Regions from separate parts of the Homo sapiens genome. Here region 1 is linked to region 2. Evidence: read pairs that join two places in POLR2A ChIA-PET (ENCODE). Cell type or tissue: PC-9. All regions are shown on one strand.

The links. Peaks named below come from ENCODE experiments on the same cell type or tissue, not always from the same donor. Only the 100,000 strongest peaks of a DNase experiment are listed, where the experiment ranks them.
Region 1: POLR2A ChIA-PET joins it to region 2 with 11 read pairs; 2 of 35 experiments call an interaction of 5 or more read pairs at or near these places.

Annotation. Positions count from the first base shown.
Region 1 is chr3:187,436,177-187,444,176 of GRCh38, reverse strand. No RefSeq gene overlaps it. Among named protein-coding and RNA genes, the nearest start is that of LINC02041, 6.9 kb to the left of the region's middle. In PC-9, no CTCF peak of the experiment used is centred here; no DNase peak of the experiment used is centred here; H3K27me3 peaks cover 618 bases.
Region 2 is chr3:187,207,958-187,215,957 of GRCh38, reverse strand. No RefSeq gene overlaps it. Among named protein-coding and RNA genes, the nearest start is that of RTP1, 14 kb to the right of the region's middle. In PC-9, no CTCF peak of the experiment used is centred here; DNase peaks (open chromatin) are centred at 3,867 and 7,637.

The sequences.
Region 1 (8,000 bases), 230 kb before region 2:
TGAACAAGTTCTTGAGAGAAAAGTAGAAGACTTTAGGTAAAGTAAGAAGAACTGTTATTTTAGCAGAGGAAAAATATCCTCAGCATATTCAAAGGCACGTGTATTAATGCAGACGTTTTCTATAAGAGGTAATGGAAAAGTCCAACTTGAACTATTTCAAACACAGGATAACACAATGACTCAGTTAACTGGAAAGCCTAGAGTTCAAGCAGGCTTCCGAGATGGTTGATTCAATGGCCCAATGATGTTTCTTTCATTCTGCCATCCATAATGTTGACTCTAGGCTACAACTGGTTCCTTCTGTGTTTGTCAGCTGCGGATAGCACAATCAGTGTGATAATTCCTTTTCAGTATCTAGTGGAAGAGGAAATGCACTTCCTCCAACCATTGAGTAAATATCTGGCAACCTCCGACTCCTAGGTTCAAGCAATTCTCCTGCCTCAGCCTCCCGAGTAGATGGAATTACAGGTGTGCACCACCACACCCAGCTAATTTTTGTATTTTTAGTAGAGACAGGGTTTCACCATGTTGGCCAGGCTGGTCTCAAAGAGTTAGACAATTTTTTAAGTGATCATCTCAACACCAGCAACCAAATGGACTCTAGTACCTGGCTTAGGTCTGGGTAACTTGAAGCAACCACTGTGGCAAGGAGGTAATGCTTAGCCTGATTTACTCAGATGGATGTTGGAGAAAACAACAGTATCCATGTTATCACAGTAGCAAGAGGCTTCAAAGTAAATTGTCCCATATATCGTACTTCATTTCGGCGGAGTAGCAAGGGATAAGAGGGTAGAGAAATAGGATCTAGATTGATGACCTTTGAGTATTAGGCAAAAGCCACTTGACATGGTCTGATAACCTATCTTTTAACAAGCTCCACCCTAAAACACTACCATTGTCTCTCCCTTGAAGCATGTATCTCTTTGGCCTTTTATTGTACTTACCAATGCAGTTTTCTTCTCTGTAAGCAAAGAAGGGAGTCCTACCTGCCTGACGACAGACTAACTGGCACCTAGCAGTCCCTCAGTGAATGTATTATTGAAACAGACCCATCATCTCCTTGGGCTTTCCCTCTGTAGGTTTAAGAAACATTCAGAGGGACACCTTCTTAAGTTCTTTGTGGCAACCAGGAGGCTTGACTATCAGAAGCTGAGTAGCCTAAGCCTAGGTCTTTCTCTCTCTCTTCTCCCAAAAATTTGCTGTGTGACCTTGCCTAAGGTACTCACCAGCTCTGTTCAGTTTCCTGATGTGTATTAAGAGAAATTGACAATATGATGGTTTTTGTACTTTGTCAACTTAGCTAAGCTGGAACTGCAAATCTTAGAGTCCCCTTGGCTATACAATTTCAGGTTAAGGTTGGCCACAAGTTAATGTTCCAAGTCATGTGAGATTTGAAAGGGGAAAGTGAAGAAGGGCTATTTTATTTTCTTTATCCTCTAAAGGTTAATGAGGGCAGCTACAAGCTCTTGCACGTGGTCACTGATATGCTGGCTTACTTGGTTGGTTTAGAGCACAGTTGATGCTGCAGCTCCTTCAGCTCCTGCCAGATCCCCTCTTTCAACTTCTCTGAGTACTGGGACAAGAGCAGGTGTGACCCTATGGTGCAGGCTGCCAGCTTATCTTGTAGGCCAACAGCATCACCGAGATTGAAGAAGCAGCACATATTGTTCCAGCTAATTCTTGCAGATTCTAGTCTGTCCTCGTTATTCCTACTTGATGTCTATCTTTTCTTCTATGTTTCTAGCCCTGCTGACATTTGGGCCAGCATCAAAAGCAGAAACTGCCCCCTAAAGTAGCAACATAATGAGTTCCCACAATTATGTCTGGTCTAAGCCTTGTAATATATCCCATATTCTATACTACTCGAAGTGGTCCTGTTTTTCTGATTGAACCTGAAAGATACAAATAATTTATTGAATGTTCACTATGTGCCAGGCACTTTTCCAAAACTTTGACTATATGAATGCATTTAAACCTCATAAAATCTCTCATGAGATAGGTAACATTTTATATTGTTTCTGTTGTATAGATGAGAAAACTGATGCACGGGGTATTTAAGTAACTTACCCCAAATCATCCAGCTTGTAAGAGGCTGAGCCAGGGTTTGAACTCTGGCAGGCAGCTACAGCCTAGGCCTCTATCCACTTTCTCATTTGTAGAATGAAAGGCTATTCTACATACCTTTGAATTGTCTTCCAGTTTTTAAAACTCTATAAAATAGGTTCTGTAATTATTTTTTAACTCCTGAATAGTATACCTCAAAGTGTGATCTCATGATCATTTATACCAGAATTACCTGGAAAACTGGTTAAAACATAGATTCCCTAGGCCCTGTAGGTCTGGGGTGTGGCCCTGTATGTTTATAAATTTTCCAGGTTATTTTGATGCACACTGAAATTTGAGAACCTCTCACTGCCCTAAAAAAAATAGGAAAAAGGTGTGTGTGTGTGTGTGTGTGTGTGTGTGTGTGTGTGTGCGTGTGTGTAGGGGTGTGTGTGTGCACGTGTGCGTGCCTGTGTATTCGAAGAAAGTAAAGCTGGAATGAGTTCCTCCAGAGGTGTGTCCTCCTCTAGGCCTACATTTCAAGTGGAGGACTGTGCTGAAGCCTTAGGTATGGAGTCAAGAGGACAAATGCCATAGGGTTGGTATCAGAAAGCTCTAGCAGGATTTGCCTCTGCTTCTCCCAAAAGCACCCCTAGAAACAGTTTCAGAGTTCTTCAGTGAGACAAGTTGTCATCCACCTGCCGTGATGTGCCAGGAGGCAATGAGAGTGGCAGCAGCCACAGGGGCATCAGGGCCATTTGCATCCTACTCCCTGACCGGCCCTCTGTTAATGAGAAGTGTCGCTCTCTCCTCTCTTGGGGGGGGCCTATCAGTCTTTTATCTTCTCTTGGGAAGTCACAGCCATGCTGGCTAGGATGAGCGGAGGTTCACACTGGTGACCTTGGCTATTAACAGCCCCTGGGGTCTGGCTCCTGGAAGTGAAGCAACCCATAGGCTGTACAAATTGGAGTTGGAAGAAGACAAGGTGTGGTGATGAAAAGCCTCTTCAAGGCCGCTTGTGGTCATCATTAGCAGGCACGCAGGGCTGATCATAAGCCCTCTTCCATGCACTGATGCTGGCTTTGGGGCACCAGCAGTCTTGCTGAAAGCAAGGAAGCAGGCCCCCTCAGGTCTAAGATGGTCCCTTTTAGGCAGAGAACACTTAATAGCTTGCAACAGGTTTTCCTAGACCCTGTCTCATTTGAGCTTCTTCCCACAAATCTTGGGATAAATAATCTGAGGAACTTAGAAACTGACTGGGGAAAATATTAATAACTAATAATTTCTTCCTTACATATTTGGCCTAATTTTTCTCACAAAGTGTGTCATTTAAAAAAGGTATTTTAACTTTCCTAGATGTGATGGTATGAGGCAAGTATTAGGTGACAGCCAAGTACTAGGTACTATATTTGGATAATTACTTCTGTGATACAACTTAGTGCTGCTAAAATATCATCAGCCCCATTGGACAGGGGAGGAAACTGAGGCTCAGAGAAGTTACATAGTAACACATTAAGTTTTCTCAAAAATAATCTTATGGGAATTTGAGGAGGTATTGATGCAATTGCATGATGCAGGTGGAGGTGTAAGCTAAAGAAAAGAGCTGATTACTGCAAATGCACCTTTGTACCAACCTCCTGATAGGGAATTTCTCAAGGCCAGAAATTGGTCCTAACATTTCTCTCCTGAGTCAGTTACATTTTCAAGCCCAGCGCAAAAATAAGCCAATCTCATGCTACCTTGACTTTGAAATCAGGATAACCCTAGGAAGCAATTCTCCTTTTCTTGTGAAAGAACTTTCATGGTGCTTGCATTCCTGGCCAGCTTTCCTAAGAGGGTTTGGCCTGTGGCTTCTCTATCCCACATTGTTTTTGCTCGAGAATAAAGAAGAAAAAAATCTTCTCACTTCATTTCTTGACTCCTTTTAAGAAGAATCCCAGTAGAGGTCTCATCACAGGCTCAGATGCATATCCTATAAACATGAATTCTAGATGCTTATCTTCCTGTGTTGGGAGATATTTAGTAGAAATTTCAGTCAGGCTCTTACTTAGTGCAACAACTACCTCTAAGGTCAGGGAGATCACTACATAACCAACTACCCTCTCCCTTTGCTGAAACGTCTTAAATCCTGTAAAATCCCACCACCCTAAAACACTGAAAGATTGCATCGAAATATTAGAATAATAAGTTTAGAAGAGAGACTGTAAATAATTTGAGGGAAGGAATTATGTCCGGTTTGTTCACCTCTGATTTCCAGAGCTTTGACCTACAGCCCGGCACATGGTAGGTTCTTCCCACATAATTGTTGAGTAAATAAATACATGAATAAATGAATGAGTGAATGAATGAATAAATAAATAAATACATGGACAAATTTATTAGATTTCCTGACAACCCTTCCACCACTGGCTTGTCTCTTACCTGGTCCTCCTGCTTCCTGGATCTCCACTCTAAGCCATGCTAGGACATCTGCCCCAGATTGGTGGTCCCATCACACTACTTTTCATCAAGTGACAACTCTGCTAGAAGTATTCATGGGCTCCCTCTTGATGGAGTTGGGATGAAGAAAAGTTTAAGACTTAAATGGCTGGATCCGGACCCTTTGAATTCTGTTGCTAAATATTTCTAGGAACTCCCCCCAAAAATATATGCCAGATACCATGTAAATAATTCTTATGTTTCTCCCCATTCTACTGGTAAGTACACAGGTCAAGCAAGGTACCTTACTTCCTATTGTCAAACTCAAATCTAAATCCTACAGTTGTTTACCTTTCCAATGGTGAGAAAAGGCCAGCCCAGAACATGCTCAACATCAACAGCAACAAAAAAGGAATTTTCCTTGATGCAGGCTTATCTAGACCTCTGGAAATGCGGCCAATCAATACACTGGGCCTAACCAACCATGGAAAAAGGCTTCTTAATTTGTTGTTCAAGGCTCTGCACAGTCACACTCTGTCAGGGACTATAGCCAAACTAACACAGAGTTTCAAAGCAGCCTCCTTTCACTACCAATATGGGTCTTTCCCCATCCAGCCAGACCACTCTACTCAATATTTGCTAAGCATCCCAGCAAACTTCTCTCTATATATCTTGGCTCTTAAATCTCCCTGTATTGTCGTCCCCTCCTATGTCTCCACTGCCCACTGTTTTTCCAGGACCAGCTCAATATTCCCCTCCTCTCTGAATTCTCCTTCTCCCATGTAGAGGGTAAAATATAAAGGCAAAAACCTCTTGTGCTGTGTCTAACCCCACCACCCGATGCACAGAACAGGCATGCACCGAGTAGAGTAAAAAGAAGTACTGAGTTTGGAGACAAAAGTTCTGGGGTAGCTTTATACTTACTAAATGTAGAAATTTGGCCTACTCACCTAACCTACCCAAATTCCAATTTCTTTATCTTGAAAATTGGGATAATTTCTACCTCACAGAGTTGTATGACTTAAGTGATATCTAGTATTCACCCAACTGGGTTTTCTGGGTGCCAGGTGCACAGTGACTGATGTATAGTTGGTGTTTAATAAATATTACTGAATGTTATTAAATACCAACCTTATTTGTAGGACTTGTCCAGTTATGGAAGAGAATTATTAGATTGAACATGAAATCTGTCTTGTAGTTTGAATGTACCCTCCAAAATTCATGCTGAAATTTAACCACCAGTGTAACACTATTGGGAAATGGAATCTTTAAGAGGTGATTAGGTTATGAGCGTTCCACTCTCATAAATAGATTACTGCTGCCTTCTAAATGTTGGGTTAGATATTGAAGGAATGGCTTTGTTATAAAAGTGTGCTTTCTTTGTCTCTCATGCTTGCTTCTATTTTCCATCCTTCTGCCATGGGATGACCCTCACCAGATGCTGGTGCCATGCTTTTGGACTTCCCAACCTCCAGATCTGTGAGAAATACATTTATTTTCTTTATAAATTACCCACTTTGTGGTATTCTATCATAACAGCATAAAATGGATTCAGACAACCTACTTTCACAGTCTTCTCCTTCTTATCTTTTTTGACTGTGCTGGACACATAAACAAAAGGAAATAGAGCAGAATTGATGACTTAATATTCCATGTTCCATATTCCACCCATTATCTATATCCTAAATCTAACAATTTGAATTTCTGCTGGATGCACTACTGAAATATCTAGCATAAAAAGAATAGGTATGAGCATGAATATGTTTTCTCATCTTTTTTGCATCAATCGCATGGCATTTGTCAGGTAATATTGTATTCAGCCAGCCTCAATGTTTAGCTAGGACAGTAGAAAACTTGGGAAGTACATGGTAATTATATTTTTCTTTTTAATTTTTAGAGGTGAGGTCTCACTCTGTTGCTTAAGCTAGATTGCAGTTGTGGCAGCACAATCATAGTTCACTACAGCCTTGAACTCCTGGGTTCAAGGAGCGATCCTCCTGCCTCAGCCTCCCAAGTAGCTAGGACTACAGGTATGCATTACCACACCCCGCTAACTTTTATTTTTGTTTTTGTTTGTTTGGGTTTTTTTAGAGATAGGTCTCACTATGTCACCCAGGCTGGTCTCAATCTCCTGACCTCAAGTGATTCTCCTGCCTCAGCCTTCTGAATTGCTGGAATTACCAGTATAAACCACGGTGCCTGGTGGTAATTATCTTGAAATACACAAAAGCCTCTCATAAAAAGATGAATTAGACCTTATCTGTGTGTCCGCAGCAGAAAATTATTACAGGTGGGTGGAGATTATAAGAAGGTAGATTTCCTCTAAGACATAGTAAAAAGAGTCAGCACATCCCTTCAGATATGTGTGTGTCTGTGTATGCATATGTGTGGTTGGGGTTGGAAACCACTGAATCCAGTCTGCAGCATGAGACTTTTATGATTCCATCAGAGATCAAAGCTGAGTAGAAAAGAAGCCAGACACTTCTTACTCAATATTGGGAGCTTCACTAACTCCATTTTCAATTGACAAATTGACTGCATTCTTAATTGATAAAAACCCACTCTACCTGAACCGTCCTCAACACCCACTCCTAAACCTATTCACACATGTGCACACATGTACATGCACACACATACACACAAACTACACACACACACACACACACACACAACTGTTGTTTGTTCTTGGGAGCTGATCTTATTTTAATAGGTTCCTGGAAAGAGTAACTGACAGCCTCAGCTTTCACAAGATGCCATCAAATAAAAAACTCTAGAATGGGACACTGCTCACTTTGCCCCAGGAATTCTGTGCCTGCCTGTCTGAACTTTGGCCGATGACCAACATCAGTGAAGGCTTGGGGTGCTAAGATCACATGCTTCAATCTTAAACCCTTCTTATATCTGGAAAAGATAAAGAATCTGAGTAAGGGGAATCTCATCCTTTGTAAAGAGGTAAGGCTTCCTAGAAGGAAGTGGAGGGGGTGGAAATTTGGATAGAGGCCCTTGAACAATGAGGCCCTCGGTATGAAAGAGGCAGAAATTACTGAACCTGAGGACAGAAGAACCAGACTGAGATTTGGTAAAATGGCCACAGAGGACCCCCTCACAGGTCTTTAAGTGCCTTCATTTTTGAGATTCAAAGCAATGTTTACATTTGCTACAACCATGCTCTCTTCCTTTTTATGTAATAATTCTCTTTCAAGATAATTGAAACTCCTTAGAAAAGAAATTTGCACGACACCATATACCCAGAAAGAATGGTGTTAAGAAAATGAAGAAACAGAGTGAAAAAAGAGAAGGAGGAAGCCCTTGTGCTCCACCCGTACTTTCAATCTTCCATGTTTTCTAGCAGACAGGGCATTGGTAGAATGAAAAACATGACACACTCCATTAAGACATGGAGTCGATTTCCCCACCCTAAAGCTCGGCTGGCTTTGTGATTGGCTTTAACCAATAGAATGTGTCAGAAATAATGTGCTATTTTCAAGGTTAGGCCTTAAGAGGCCTTGTAAGCTCCATGTTTGCCACCTTGGAAAGCC
Region 2 (8,000 bases):
GCACATAGTGATTTCTTTCCAAAGAATATAGTATAAAAGGTGGGGCAGGACACAATCATTCTGCTGTGCAGAAGCCTGATAAACACTACCTCAGCCGGGTAATCAAGGTTAATACAAAAGTGTTAAGTCACATGGATGCTATGTGACTTTGTGTGCCATGATGAAAATGGCTTTGTACCTCTGTGTTCTTCCCTCCAAATCCCATAACCCCAGGCTAATCATGAGAAACACATCAGGTAAATCCCAACTGAGGGACATTCTACCAAGTACCTGACCAACCCTCATCAAAACTGTTAAGGTCATCAAAAACGGGGACATTCTAAGAAACTATCACAGCCAAGAGGAGCCAAAATGGGAAAGATATGTTAAAGTCCCACCCCCCGGTACCTTCGAATGTGAACTTATTTGGAAATGGGATAATTGCAGCTGTAATTAGTTAAGAAAAGGTCATACTAGAGTACAGCGGGCCCTTAATTAATCCTATAGGACGGGCATCCTTATAAGAAGAGTAGGCCAGGCACGGTGGCTCATGCCTATAATCCCAGCACTTTGGGAGACCAAGGCAGGCAGATCACTTGAGGTCAGGAGTTCAAGACCAGCCTGGCCAACCTGTGAAACCCCATGCATACTAAAAATACAAAAATTAGCCAGGCATGGTCGTGGGTGCCTGTAATCCCAGCTACCTGGGAGGCTGAGGCAGAAGAATCACTTGAACCCGGGAGGCGGAGGTTGCAGTGAGCTGAGATCACGCCACTGCACTCCAGCCTGAGCAACAGAGTGAGACTCCTTCTCCACAAAAAGAAAAAAAAAGAAAAGTAAAGACACAGAGACACAGACACGTGAGGGAGAATATCATGTCTTGATGAAGGCAGAGATTGAAGTTTTGTAGCTACAAGCCAAGAAATGCTAAGGATTGCCAGCAAACCAGCAGAAGCTAGGAACAGGTGAGGAAGGATTCTCTTCTACAAGTTTCAGAGGGAACACCCTGACTGCAGACTTCTAGCCTCCAAACTGTGTAATAATAAATGTCTGTTGTTTTAAGCTACCCAGGTTGGGCAGCCCCAGGACACTAATACAGAACCTAAGGAGATATGACAAATAAATGTAATGTGATATCCTGGATGGGATCCTGGAAAAGACAAAAACATCAGGTGAAAACTAAGGAAATCTGAATAAAATTTGGACTTTATTTAATAATAACGTATCAATCTTGGTTCATTAATTGTGAGAAATGTACTAAACAAATATAAGATGGTAATAATAGAGGAAACTGGTGTAGTATTCATCAGAACTTCCTGTACCATCTTCACAACCTTCCAATACTTCTCAAAACAAAAATGTCATTTAAAAAAATGTGACCCAAGATCTCTCAGCTAGGAGATGGAGAAACCAGGATTTGAAACCAGTTCTGATGGACTCTGGAGCCTAATCCCTTAACTCTAACACCAATGGCTCTCAATCAAGGCTACACACAGGCATTACCTGGGGAGTTTAAAGAAATGCCAATGTCTGTGTCTCAACCACAGAGATCCAAATATGATCAATCTAGAGTAAGGCCTGAGCACTGGGATTTTCTAAAGATCCACAGGTGATTCTAATGGACATGCAATTTGAAAGTCATTATTATAGGCTCTCCCACCAGTGTGCAACCTCTGACTTAGGTCACTCAACCAGCAAGAGACAGAGATGAGATAGATTCCCTGATATTGTAGCCCGTGGTCCAGAACTATTTTGTGACTCTCAGTAGCAACACCATTGCTAAGACCTTTCTGCACTAGTGTTTTCTGGAAAGAATGGTACTGTTTTACCTTGCAGTAGTAAACCAAGAGGAGGAGGAGCATCCCAGGCAATGGGGAGTAGCATATGAGAAAGCGGAGATATGAAAGGACACCAGGCATTTGTGGAAAACTGAATGATATAGTCCCTAGAGAGACAGACAGTTTGGGAGAAAGAACATCACACCATTTGGGAAGATCTCTATGTGCAGGATTATAAAAAGCCTTGAATACACAGCTTGCTTTTGGGAATAGGGAGCCATCTAAGGATTTTAAACCAAAGAGAGATGTGATCAGCTTTCCCTTTCAAATGAGGCATTAAATGCAGTGAACTGAGGGAGACTCAAGATGGCTACAGTACATTAGGCAAGAGACCTAATGGTCCTGAACGAGGCAGGCCAGCTTACAGGGAGGAGAGGAATCTCCTTCTGGGGGCTCTGAGAACCTAGGGCTGGGCTTAGAGAAGTCACTTTTAACAGATTCTCAACCTCTGTTAACACTTCACAGTGAATTAGTAGAGAAGTAGAGAGAAAAGAGGGCAGAAACCAAAACCCAAAAGCAGAAATCGTTTCCCAGGTCCCTGGTCTTTCTGTGACCCACTGGTACCAGCACTTGTCCATAGAAAGGAAGCCATGGGTTCTCTGAACTTGAGGGAAGGAGACAAACAGTGCCTTTGCAACAATTTCCTGTGTTGGCATTTTTTTTTTCAAGAAGAAAAGAAAAATGTCATTTGAATGCAGAAACACAAGCTCAATTCCTAGCAATGAGCTTCTGATAATAAGGAAAAAGAACCAGGACCATTTCAACACCTAGGCAGATCACAAAGCCACCAAGGGAGTCTTCTCTGAGGAATGGGGTATTAGGATAAAGCAGTGTGATGACAATGGGAAGGTGTGTGGGGCCTGGACGGTACCCAGGGTGAGTGTCTGAATGACAAACAGATCAGCATGGGCAAAAACATGTCTTCCCTGCCAGCATCTTTCAGTCCCAAAGGAGACCTCTACAAAGTCAGAGGTTATGATACCCCAATGGATACCAACAGGCCAGCACCAACCAGAGCAAGCCTGGGGATCCGAAGGTCACAGTGTAGATGTAGACCAGGCCTGTGGTCTCAGAAGATGCTGACCTAGTTTGAAAGTGAGGACTCTCTTCTCCCCTTGGGCTATTTGTCCTGTGACGTTATCCCATCTTGCCCATCGCCTGGGACCATCTGGTTTATTTAATCCCTGCCAGTTAAATGCTCATGTGTGGCCCAGGCCTGCCAGTGGGATCCAAGACAACAGAATCCTTCTTTTAACAACTCTGACAACATCTCCCTTTGGTCTGAGTTTGCATGTCTGACGCCCAAATCCATGATAGCAGTCTGGGCCTCCCACCAAGTCTTTTCATTTGAGTGCATTTTAAAGTTATGAAGTACTTCAAGTGCACTGAAAAAAAAATAGAGACAAAAATCCACCTCCTGCTCAGATTCGATGAAACAATGTGTCCCATGCAAGGGACATCAGCAAGATTCCAATACGAGAAGTAGCTGGTGCCATGAGAGAGAAGGAGCCTTGGGCCAGTAGACAGAGCTCTGAACCTGGTTGTGAAGGCCTGGATTCCAGTCCTCACTCTGCTCCCAAAGCTCTGAAAGCCCCAGGGAATCCTGCTCTCTGTGCCTCAGTCCCCACAGTCTCCCTGTTAGTTTCTCCTTATTTTTCCAACCTCTCTACATGGGGATTCCCTGGGCTCAGCTCTTTGGCCTCTTTTCTTTCCTCTCTACCCTCACTCCCTAAATAATCTCATCTAGGCTTATGACATTTAAAACCACCTAAATGCTGATGGCTCTCCAATTTCATCTCTAGCTTGGGCACCTCCTCTAAACCACAGGCGTGATATTTCAACTGCCACCTTCGCATTTCTCATGTTTAATGTCTAACAGAATGCCCATGTCCAAAACTGAGGTCCTCATATTGCCCCAAAATTTGTTCCTCACGGCCTTCCTCATCTCAGAAAGTAGACACTCCATTCTTCCAGTTGCACAGGCCAAAAATCTTGGGGCGTCTTTGACTCCTCTCTCTCTCATACTGCACATCTGAGTCACCAGCAAATCCTCTCAGCTCCACCTTTAAAGTACATCCAGACTCAACCACAGCTGCTACCACCCTGGAACGGGTCACTACAGCCTCTTGCAAGGAGTACTGCAGGAGCCTCCTGGCTAATATTTCCTCTTTCATTCTTGTATCTCTATGGTCTGTTATCAACTGGGTGACAGTAAATTGGGTAACATCACCCTGCCACTCAACTTCTCCAGTGGCTTCCTATCTAATTCAGATTAAAAACCAGTGTTCTGACAGTGACCTGATCCCCGTTACCACTCTGGTCCTACTGCACACATTAGCCTCCTCATGTATGAACATTTCAGGATGCTCCTGCCTCAGGGCCTTGGCACCTGCCATTCCTCTTATTTGTTTCCTTCATCTTTTTTTTCCCCCAGTGTCATCCTCTTAGTAAGGCCTTCCCTCACTACCCAATTTAGATTGTAACTTCATTCCCTACCTTTCCTATCTCCCTTGCCTACTTTGTTCTTCTTCTTAGTATGTAACCCTATCTAATATACCACACATCTCAACTTACATTGTGTATTGTCTAGCTCCTCTATCCACAATAACAGCAATTTAGTAGCTCTTCTCTGCCATATCCCCAAGTGCCTAGAAAAATATCTGACACATAATATGCACTCAATAAACATCCATTAAATGAATGAATCTTGAAAATAGGGAATATTTTACGACATTCTGTAAATATCATTATGACCCTATTAAGATGGTGATGTAGGATTATTGAGCTTGTTTTAAAAGAAGTGAAAGGATAAGAAAAAGACGGAAATTTCATCACTATCACCCAAGTTCTTGTATAAAACAACACCTCTCAAGGTAACTGCCTTTAAAAACTTGAATTCCTTTAGAGAAAAGTCAGAGAGTAAGACATATGTTTGTTTCCAGATAAGAAAGGGAAAGAAAGATGTTATGAAGGTTTCAGATAAGAGGGTCAAACACCAAATCAACCTAGGCAGACTGAAATCCTGGGGTAACAATCAGATGACCTGTTGGAAGGGTCAGGGTTAGGACACCATTCCAAATTCCCCTCCTTCCCCAAAATAGGGCTAAGTAGCAGTTTGTGATTAAGGTCAAAGCTGGCAGAGACCCTTCGGGCACTTTATCTGATTGCTTTACAAATAAGGAAACTGATATCTAGGGGAGAGGAAAGACTACGTCGCCCAAGGCCAGCAGCCTAGATAATGGTTAAACCAGGTCTGAAACCAAGGTTTTCTGACTCCAAGGCCAATGAGCTCTTCTATACCACAACCACTAATGCAACCACCTCTACAGGACTCTGTAACAGCATAGTCATATAACAGGCGGATTTCATTTCCCTGGTGCATGTGGCAGTACCCAAGCAATGCCAAAAATGACTCCAAAGGAAATTCCTTAGCTAGGAGTCCCACAGAGAACCAGAATGGGACTTGGAAAAGAACTAAATTCCTCTGGAGTATTCCAGCCAATGGGAAGGGAGCCCAGAAAATTACTGGTGTTTTCTGTTTAAAGAGATGTTTTTAAACAGCTATCTTTGAAGAATGAAGAGTGACCATCGTGCTTCTGGAAAAATGAAATCATTGCTTTGAAATAAATATGAGGGAAGAAAATAAATAACTCTACAGTTAATAAATAAACCATTTCAAAGCTGCAAAATTAACCCTTGCCTTTTTTTTTTTTTTTTTAAGTATTTACCAACCAAGCTTAACTGAAATCATAGAGAAGGAAGAGCCTTTCAGGACTCAAAGAGGAAGCTGCAAATTAGAAGGGAAAGAGGATGAAAGAAGAGCATGAGCATTCAGTGAGCATGTGCCCTATAGCAGGCATTATCGTAGACAGAGTATTCTTTATTCCTGGCAATAGCCCTCCAAGGCAGATAGGATTATTTCCATTTTGATGAGGAGGAAAATGAGGCTTGCTTGAGGTTACAGAGCTGGTAAGTAGCAGAACCAGCACTCAAGTGTTTTCTGACCCCAAATTTCATGATCTTCTCTTACCCCATGATATACAATGCTAGTCAAGTTTCCTAATTTCTCTGGGCTTCAATTTCTCATCTGCAAAATAAGGGCCCTAGCTCAAAGCATCTCTAATTTGTCTTATAGCTCTGATAGTCTATGGACTTACTATGTCGGACATATTCCTTCCTTGGCAGTCCTCTCAGTTCTCAGGGCTCCTGAACCCCAGAAGGAATCCTCCCATTGAGCTGGTCCTCTGTCAAGATGGGCATGAGGAAAGCAATAGAGATAACAATTTTTCTCAACCCTACACCAAGAATTTCAGCCTCTGGAACTATAATTCAGTGCTTGTAGTTCTCTTCCTGGCTTGAACATCAAGACAAGCAAACAAAAGCTCCAGTGGGAGAGGCCCAGGATCCAGGAATTTCCCTGAGGAGTTTATTTATAACACATAAGATACATCTAACAAGTTCATTATGTGGCATGTGGCAATGTGTGCAAAGAAAGAACTATCACAGAGAAATCTTTGCCAAGACAGAAGCAAAGCCCATGAGCAAACCCAGAATTCCCCATCTGCAGCAAGTATAAGAGGCAGTAAGAGAGGCAGGTGAGGCCTCCTTAGATTGAAACATCTTCCTAGCAGATCAGGAAGAGTCTTGGGAAACAGTTCTGGACTAAAACTAGGTGAGACTTGGATGCTTTGCTCTACCATCACCTGACAGTAGGCCCCGGGGTTAGTTACTCCCACACTCTCACCACATTTTGTCATTTTTGAAATGAAGTGATTGAGCCTCTAATGGTTCTTCCAACTCTAACATCCCATGACTCTGTAAATACTTGCTTCCCTAAGTAGACTTTGAGAATCATAAAGTCTTGCAGTTGGAAGGAGACCCTATGAAATGGAAAGCAGAGGGAAATATACTTGTTCTTAGCAGGAGCATCTATTCTATTCTTGAATGGATAAAATGAAGAGGAAAGAGTGTAGGCTGGAAACGGAATGAGTTGGAATTAGCCTGGCAAAGAGAAAAGAGGAACAGATGGAACAGCATGTGTGAGGTATCATTATGGCCCTGCGTGGAGGCCGGGTTGTAGGAAGACAAGAACAGGGAGAACAGTTGAGTGTGTTGCAGTGAAATGGCAGACGAGGCAGATCCAAACCCATGTTCCCCTCATAGAAACATTAAAACAACCAGAAACTCAATGAAATTAACTTTATAGGAGTGTTGGAAAATGGTAAAAGGTCCACAGCAAAGAAGTGAAGGCTCAGTCAAGAAAAAGCCACATTCAAAACATCAGGAAATTCATGGTGTTTTTACTCACCCTTGACCCACACTTTCCCTGGTGTGGCACAGGGAGATGCAGCAGCCCATGCCCAATATCCTCCTTTAGAACAGAAGGAGCAGATCAGACCTTATTTGCAATGTTTTAACATCTTTGTGGGGCTGCCTGGAGGGCTAATCTCCCTCTTTAACCTAGGGTCGCAGGCATGGGAGTCTGCTTTAAAAAGCTCCACAGACACCTGTGGCGAGACATTACAGGTGGAGCTACACAATAGATCATCTAAGACCCAGAGGAGAAGCTGGAGTGAGACTCTGGGAAATGAAGACATTCAAAAGCAGGCCTGTATACTGGGAAATTGAAAAAGCCATAGGCCCAGTCAAGATGCATGCTCATAAAAGAACTGAAAAGACTTTAAGCTTTCACCTCTGGCTGATCCCTAGGTACAGGGCACGCCCAGCTAATTAGTGAAGGGCTTCTCTGGCACAAAGCCAGTCTGCAAAGACTGGAAGAGGTGGCTATACTCCAAATGCCCCATCTTGAACAACTACAAAATTACCTAAAGAATTGAAAGCAAGAATTCAAACAGATGAATCATTGCCCACTAATGTTTGTGGAAGCATTATTCACAATAGGCAAAAGGTGGAAACAATTCAAATGTTTTTCAATGGATGAATGGAGTTTTAGGTATCCTGTTAGAAGCAACAGAAAACAGACTAAGAGAGAAAATTGCTACCAAGGAGTGGGGTGCTGCTTGTAATGAATACCTGAAAATGTGGAATTGGCTTTAGAATCAGGTAATGGGCAGAGGCTGAAAGAATTTGGAGGAGCAGTCTAGGAAATGCCTAGATTCTGATGAAGGCTTAGAAGACAAAAAGACTAGGGAAAGTTTGAAACTCTTTAGAGACTGGTTAAGT